Linked DNA regions of Homo sapiens: region 1 is linked to region 2. A link is a loop called in an ENCODE intact Hi-C map of the cell type or tissue named here. Cell type or tissue: A673. All regions are shown on one strand. Each heading gives the region's core, and the rest is flanking DNA. Links, peaks and the distances in the headings are about the cores only.

Region 1 (4,409 bases), core at 334-4,333, 820 kb after region 2:
TTTATAGAGTTAAATATAATTTCATTATGTAAAGCAAACAGTGACTGACTATATTCACACACACACACACCTCCTTACATAGAGCTGTTTGTGTATACACACAAGAAGGAGAAACTATAGAGGCGAGTGACAGGGATATCACAGTTTCAGTGCTGATGCAAGAGAAAGAATGGGGCAGGAGAGGGAAAGTCACCTTACATTAATATAACATAAATAGTATAATTCCATTTATGGAGAAGTATATATTTATAATTGCATAAATAGGTGAATGAAAGGGTGACAATCAAAATGATAATAATGACTGTCTCAGCCTGTTGAGATTCCAGAAGTTTTTACTTCCTTATTTATAATTTTCTGCATTGTTATAATGTATTATAGTGAAGATGTAGTAATCATTTAATTGGGACATAAAAGGGGAAAGCAAAGGAAAGAAAAGGAGAGTGTAGAAGGCTGCCTGGAAGCATTGGTTGCCCATTTATGATTCATAGTTCTGTCCCTAAAGTGAGAGTAGTCAGCGTGTCCATGTGATTTGCTTTAACAACATTTGAGCAAAAGGGTGTGGGTGAAAAGAAACTAAATGTTTAGGTTTCACATAGGCTCAGATTTTGCCAGACTTACATATGGAAGGTGAGAAGTGCAAAGGAGTTAAGGACATTTGTAAGAAGGTGATCATAATGACACATGGTGAAATCTATTCTATGCCAAGAATAAAATGTAGATGAATGATGATAGATAGTAAAAGAAAATAATCAGTAATCAATGGTTTAGACATTTTTATGAGCGCAATGATAAGTTGACATGAGAATCTAGATTAAGTTGAAGGAATTATAAGAAATGTAAGAAATTGGAAAATATCTGTTAGTCAATATATACCTAAGATTTAGAAAAGTTTTAAGACTAGAGATTTGTAGAATTGTTGGTGTTTTTGAAAGGTAAAATCTTGCTCTAGTATGGTATGAATTTTAGAAAAAAAAGTCTTCACCTCTAATGGATATAAGAATCATCTAGTGTTCTTGTTAAAGGGCAGATTCTAATTCACTGGGTCTGAGGTAGACCCCCTGGCCATGTTGCTTGACCACACTTTGAATAGTAAGGATAGAAAATTGGTAGTAACTGAGATTGTACTTAATCTTTAGCAGGTGATTATTCAAAACATTTTTAGAAAAAATAGCCACTTAAAAAACTTTTGAAGAGTTTTAAAAGATTATGAGGTCTCAAATTTTTTATAACAAATGCAAAATGTAAATATTAATTTGGAGGAGATATTTTTAAAAAGAAGATAGATAAGAAAAATGCTTTCACTTACTATTGGACAAAATGAGGTCACAATGAAATATGAGTGATGGATTATTGCCTGTGAAAGTATACTGAAGAAAACTCCAAAAATGTGACACTTCAACTTTTGAGACCTCCTTACTCAAATATCACTAAAGTAGATCCTGGTAATTATGTTATACTTATTTTATGACAAACTGTTTGTGCAAAACAATGCTGTATAATCAAATCAAGTAGAAATCATAACAGCTCTGGTGTCCCCTGGCTGGTCACCACTCATCCATTTAATGTTTCTCTTGCCATTTAAAAATTTGCATATATATTCAGAAATGTGAACTTATATTGTCATATTGTATTCACTGCTCTTCTAACTATTACATTTAACTACTTTTGTCTCTTATCTTTAAAATATATGTAATGAGTGATAGTATTTCCTATTTGTAGATTAAAAAATATCTTGTGAATTTAATGTTTACTTGTAGGTAACAGATTGTCATATCACTTTATTAAAAATAAATTAAAACTTTCAATTTATAAATTAAATATGTAGAACAATATTAACTAACACTCGGATATTCCATTGGTCAGGAATTCAAGACCAGCCTGGCCAGCATGGTGAAACCCTGAATCTACTAGAAATTAAAAAAAAAAAAAAAATTAGCTGGGCATGATGGTGGGTGCCTGAAATCCCAGCTACTCGGGTGGCTGAGGCAGGAGAATCACTTGAACCCAGGAGGTGGAGGTTACAGTGAGCTGAGATGGCACCGCTGCACTCCAGCCTGGGCGACAGAGTGAGACTCTGTCAGAAAGAAAGAACAGAAAGAAAGAGAGAGAGAGAGAGGGAGGGAGGGAGGGAGGGAAAGAAGGAAGGAAGGAAGGAAGGAAGGAAGGAAGGAAGGAAGGAAGGAAGGAAGGAAGGATGGATTAATTTCCTCACTCTGTTCTCCAGCTAAAAAGCTTAGAGCTGGTGACTGCCTACTTCCAGAGAAGACATTGACTCCTGCTATTTCTCCAAAACCTACTGTTCTCCCAATTGTGAGCTGCTTTTTCAGAATACTCCTGGCCGAAGAAAGGAAAAGAGAGAATTTAAGTGACTCTGACTCCTCAGCTATAATGTGGTTGAAAATGACTCTTTCTCTTTTGAAGTATGTTACTGAGATTTTTTGATAGCCTTCTTATGTTATCTTACTTATTAGTTCTGGTTAATGGATTGTGGGCAGAGACCTACGTGTTAACTCTCAGTCTGAGAAGCTCATTGCCTGTGTGAGGCATTCTAGGACTCTCTTCTGACTTGAAACATTCTATGGTGGAAATCCAGGTAGCTTGAATCACAAGTGAGAGCATGAGCAATTAAACCCACTTTTGGTCTCTCCAGTTCATTAACCACTCCTGCCATACCAACATAGATAGAATCGGGGTAAAAAATAAACATTGGTTGTTTTTAAGTTATTCAGATTTCTTTGTTTTGTTTTGTATTTAGTAACCACAATATAGACTCAGCGTTCTGCCTGATACAGGATACTTTGGAAGGCTCTTTGTGGGTTTCCATTGCTTCAGATCTCCTGGCTATAACCAACTTGATGTAGATGATGCCTTCTATTTTTCTGCTTGTTTCTCAGCCTCTGGGCTCACCAATGGTCTATCCTACATAGAATATGTTTACTGGGGTCTTCTCACTTTCTAGGAAGGACTGAAAACAGCATTGAAGTGTTTCTCTTTCTCCAATGTGGTCCAACACTAGTCTGTAGAAAACATTCATGTATTTTTTGGTCATCAAACCACTGAGAAAATATGTGGGTCACCCTCAAAGTGACAGCCCTCTCCCAACTTCTTAACTTAATACCTTAGGCAGATCTGCTGCTTTCAATGTTCCTGGAGGAGTCCACAGTGTCCTACACTGCAGATAATATATTTAAAGCTCTTAGAGTGACCAGCTCAAAGCCTTTCATACAGTAGGCTCTGGATTAAAAGATAGGTCCTCCCTAGCCCCTGTCTTTTGAAAGATATCATTTCAGTAGCAGGCTGTCAATAGGAGCTCTCAACAATTCAACCTTTTTTACACACTCTAAACACATTTATCAACACAGATTCTGAGCAATTTCTTAATTATCTTATTAGTAGGTTTTGTATATTGGTGTGGGGAATTTTCACATTCCCATTTTAGTATATGAATACAATTTAGTTGATATGTCAGTAGAAACCAAGACAGGGTAAGTCCCATTTCAACATCTAGGTACATTCAAAATCTTGTGTTTACAATTAAGCAATATGTTGCAGATAGTTTTCCAGGTAAATACATATGTATTTACATTATTTGTATTAAGTATCACATGGAATTCCATAGCACAGTGTTCAAATGTTTTCCCTTTGAGTATAAAAATAATTTGGAAAAACTATGTGCTCCCCGCAAATATCTTAAGATAGAAATCTAAGAATTTATTATAATTTTAAGTACCTGCAAAGGAGATAGTCTCCACCATGATGTAACTATTGACATTTAAAAATGAAACTGGCTCTTTATTCCTTTAAATGTAACTAATGAAATCTAAATACCATAATAATTTCATATCCAATCTAACCTATTTAAATACAAACAAATTAGGTCTTTGAGCATGTGCCATTTTAGAATACTGTGTGTTTCCCTTAAACTCCTACTTCTTTTTTATGCAGTCCATAGAATATCATTGCTATTAACTATAATTATTAATGTTTGAAATTGCTTATTGGCTAATTTCTAACTTTACATATATGTACATGTGTGTAATATGAGTATACATGTATGAAAATTATTTTTTCTTGTGATCCTAATAATTAAAATTGTGTTAAATATTTCACTGCATTCAGTTATAACTATTGTTATACAAATAGTAGTGTGTATATTTTAAATTTTGATTGTCAAGCAAAAGCAGTAGAATTTATGTCTTAATGACATTTCAGTGGCTTTTTTTTCCAACTGATTTATGTACTAATGGATGAATTTAACTTATTGCTAGCATGATAGGGATGAACAGTTAACGTTATTTTTTTCATAGATGTAAGCACTGAGAAATCTTGTTTACCTAAATAATTAGGTGAACACAGAAGAAATTTTGATATAGAAGTGTTTGCTCCATTTTTAAAATTCCTTTGTAGGT
Region 2 (4,409 bases), core at 214-4,213:
AATACGTCAGTAAATAATTTCTGCCACTGTAACATTTTGTCATTGATGTCAAAATATTTCATTACAGCATATGTAAGGTCTAAACCTACCTCTGTATTTCCCTGCAGCGTTTTTTTAAAGGGTCCAGTTTTCCTACAACAGTGACTCCTCTGCTTGGATGCAGAGTCTCAGACATGAGCTAAAATTTGCTGTGTAGCCATAGCAGCATTTTCTCTCTCTTGTTCCTTTCAGTCATTGGCAATATGACCACATCTAACTACCAAAAAACAAAACGAAATGAAATAAATAACAACACAAAAACACCTTTCCACTGCTGCACATCCCAGAAGCACAGCATTGTGTAGTTTGATATCCCGCACAGTAGAGAAGATGTCCATATTTGAATCACTGGTGGCTGCTCATTGCTTTGATGAAATCTTTCTAGAATTTGAGCAGGCCTGAGGTGAGTGAAATCAGGACCTTCTGTACCCTGCCAGGAAGGCAGTCGTGGTGTAACTTCTGTGAGTTGTCTGGAGCCAACCTCCTCTTCAGAGAAGAAGCTACAGAACACCGTAGCTTAAACACTATAGGGTTTAAAGTTTTAAAACACTATCAAACACTAAAAACTTCTAAAGTTTTAAAACACTATCGTGTTTTATTGATGTATTCTCTAAATATTTTTTACAATGTTATTTTCATATGAGTCCACATTAGACCTGCTCTGGTGTTTTTAGCCACTGTGTTCTAGATACTGGGTCTCAGGGGAAAAAGGCAAAGTTTCTGCTCTAGAAGGTTGCATGGGGGATAGTGGTTGTGGTGTGCAAAACCTCAATAAGGAGATGACAATTCTACATGATGTGCTTATATGTGAATTTTCTGAAGATCGCTACATTCTTTTAAGTGAATAATTTATACTTTTCCTCTGCTTTTGTATATGTAAATTCTTATACAGTAGCACTGAATCCTTACAGGTTCTGAAATTCTAGGTTCAGTGCATACCCATTCTCTATTCAATTTCTATTGCTATTTTTAAAACTGATGTAGATACATTTAGCTAAAGAAAGTCGGATAATACATAGGTGCTTACAACAACAAAAAATAGTAGATAGTATAATAGTACAATAGTAGATAGTAATCATTCTACACCTTTTGTATAATTGCCAGTGGCAAGTATTTTTAACTCTTAGCCAAGTTTCCTGGTTATTACCTCTACTTGCATATAAGGTAGTATGTTTAAGTGCCATTTCTTGGTTTCTGAAAATTATACTCCTCTCTTGACTTCCTCTTGACTAGAACATAATTTAAGTTATAAGTTTTAAAGTTTTAAAAGCTTTAAATTAAAAGTACAAGTAAAGAAATGTACTACACAGCTTTATAGAAAATAATATTATATTGTGATAACAATAATGTAAACATGCTTACCTCATGGTATAATTAAAAGCTGTGACACTATATTGAGAAAATGGAAAAAAAATTGTGTGGAGTACCAAAAAATAGTCAAATTTCTAATTTTTAATAAAGACATTAGGAAGTGATATACAACAAAAATTATTTATGAAAATATTGCTTGTGTTTTAGTAACTCTTTCTTTTTAAATATTTGTGTGTGGAAGAATATATGTCAATCATTTGTGTTTTCCTTATGTTCAGATAAAGGGTGATTTTGATTTTATTTCATTGTGGTAGGAGAAAAAGTCTGTGTGATATTCTTTCTTTGGAAGCTATTGCGACTGCTTTGTGACCTAGGAAATGATTGCTTTTATGGAATTCCTTTGTGAACACAAGAAAAATGTATATATTTTAAAATTTGATAGTGGTAAATTTCTTTTGACAAATAGAAGGATAGATTGATGGATTGATAGGTGATATTGATCAAGCCTATTAATTTTGTTGTTACTATCCTATGTATCCTTATTGATATTTTGCCTGCTTAAGGATAATGTAAAAACATAAGGTAGTTTTCCTGAAATGTATTTACTTGTTTATATGTAAATTGGCAAACATAAAATCTATCTCATATTGTTGGCATGAGGATTAAATAGAGAACACAAAACCACCAAATACAGTGTTTGAGTAGTTAATTGTATTAACTACAACTTCTTTATTAGTTAGTAGTACTACCCTCTCCTTTGTTCTTTAATTCCATTAATAGGTTAATGTCAGGCTGATCTTATTCTGTAAGATCATTTAAAATATTGGTTTACATGTCATGTAATTTCACATTAAATAATTTACAATGATTTTCAATTCTGAATCTTGCTAGATGTTTTAAATAGATCTTTGAATATTGACCATAGTATCAGATGTGTATAATTTCATATGTAAATAATCATATATTGGAGTTCAATAAAATATTAGGACATCTTACTTTTAGAGGTGAGTGCTCACAAATAAGGACAAAGTACTTTTAACTATAAATGTACACTGGTAAACATGTGTGAGCTATCAGGCATGACTAGGTTTAGTAATACTGCCTTACACTTGCATTTAACCCTGATAATTCTCGTAGGTCCCCTTTCATTGAGTGCATGCTTCTTTTTTTAACGTTCTTTCTATTTAGTGATTTTTATGTTTCCTGTGTCAGGAAACGTTTTTAAAATGTGCTAGTTTTAGTGACATCTAACGCTTCACACTTAATGACACTGTGATTTCTCATTTGCAATCAGGATCTGGCAGTGTGAAGCTCACTGATAATTTGATTTCTTGGGAAATTTTATGTTGTTTTTTACATGTTGGGAGAAAGATCTATAACTAGAATAAATAAGAGTGAATTCTTAGAAACCATTTATAATCGTATCTTGATCCAGTATTGATGTAATAACCAAAGCTGTCTATTTTGGGTATTATCAAAGTTAAGTCTGATCCATTTGAAGTGTCATTTGCTTCTCTTTCCCTGAGTGCTTTGCTTTCCTTTTATGAAAAATAAAAGGCAATTGCCTGGGTAGCCTGAGCAGAGTCAAGATATCAGAATTATAAATGGACATCAACCACAGAGCTAGGAACAAGGAATCTCAAGGTGTATTATTTTCAGTGGAAAGTCAATGTGTATAAGCAAATTGATAAAAAAATTACTCATTTTAATAATATGCTACTTTTAAAAGTAGCAAAAATGAAACTGAACGAAAAGTACCCCAGGCAACCTCACTACTACTTCAGGGCCCTGAAGTGTCTATTCCTTGTGCTTATATACTGCTATAGTGAATAATTGCAGTGTATGAATTTGAATGAGAGAAAAACAATGAAATGCCACATAACATAATGATGCATTTTTGAAATTTCTGTAGTTTTAAAAGGTTGTCACTGTGAAATATAATTTGTCTTACTCCTTTTCTCTTGGAAGTTGTAGTGTTGTAGGCACACTAAAAATAAAAGGCTGAAATTTCCTGAAGTAAAGTCTTAAAATATATAACCAAATTAATTTACTTGAGATACTTCACATGTATTTTGAGTTTTAATATAAATTATAGATAAATTAATCATTGTTGATTTTATCTGTCACATGTTATTTGGCATTTCTAAGTTATCAAATTTATTATTTTCTTAATTACTTCTTGGGATAAAAAATCTAAATTCATTGTTTAATTATTAACTTTAGGACTACATTAAACCTACATTCATTTTAGTAGTAATTATTTTAATTGCCAGGGAGAATTATCATTGTTAGATATGAGTTTATTCTTTGACTTGGAAGATTTTTCTGTTGTGCTAAAATGTATTAAAAAAACAGAAAATGCAACTTGAATCTCCTATTCAGTTTTTCAGTCAACTAGTTTCTTCCTATCAATATTTATGTATGTATGTTCAACATTTTCCCTCTTAAAGAAAGATTACCACCAATATAACTCTCTTCTAATCCTGTATCTCTCGTTAAGGATCACATTAATTCTTACATTCTTCACATTCAGATTTCCTGGAAAAGTTGCATAAAACTTTATGTATCCATCTTCCACTCAGTCTACTAATACTGGAAATTTATTTTCCCCTTAAACCATTCCACCAAAACTGTCTTTGACAAGCTCAATAGACTTACAAAAAAAAAAAAAAATCTGAGCAGCACACTTCAAGTTTGTATCTAACTTATCTGAGCAGCGCTGAACACTGCTGTCCTTCTCCTTCAAACACTTCTCTTGCCTTTAGTGACTGATATTTCTTGATTTCCCTCTTATATTTTTCTGGTTCCTCTGTCTCTACCTAACCCTCATATATACGTTCACTGTTTTCTTTGAGAGGGTGGGTAAATTATTTTCTAAAATGTTCTCACTTTTTATTTTTTCAGTGGGGGTGGTGGGTAAATTTCTCACTCCAGGTTTAACATTTAAAATTGTTGCAGGTTAATTCAGGTTTTATACATGTGTTCTTGAGATCCTGATGTTTCACTACGGTGTTTATGTGAATTTATTTTTACTTATTTCAAAATAGATTTTGCTTCCT

Evidence for each region. A loop is a pair of places that touch in the nucleus more often than their neighbours do. Peaks named below come from ENCODE experiments on the same cell type or tissue, not always from the same donor. Only the 100,000 strongest peaks of a DNase experiment are listed, where the experiment ranks them.
Region 1: it touches region 2 in a loop (4-fold over the local background); 1 of 110 quality-filtered maps calls a loop at or near these places.

Annotation. Positions count from the first base shown.
Region 1 is chr2:140,142,767-140,147,175 of GRCh38, reverse strand. No RefSeq gene overlaps it. Among named protein-coding and RNA genes, the nearest start is that of LINC01853, 27 kb to the right of the region's middle. In A673, for the core only: no CTCF peak of the experiment used is centred there; DNase peaks (open chromatin) are centred at 1,485 and 2,365; H3K4me3 peaks cover 899 bases; H3K27ac peaks cover 3,920 bases.
Region 2 is chr2:140,958,672-140,963,080 of GRCh38, reverse strand. All of the region lies in intron 18 of LRP1B (LDL receptor related protein 1B), which reads left to right. Among named protein-coding and RNA genes, the nearest start is that of MIR7157, 370 kb to the right of the region's middle. In A673, for the core only: no CTCF peak of the experiment used is centred there; a DNase peak (open chromatin) is centred at 2,550; H3K4me3 peaks cover 381 bases; H3K27ac peaks cover 2,494 bases.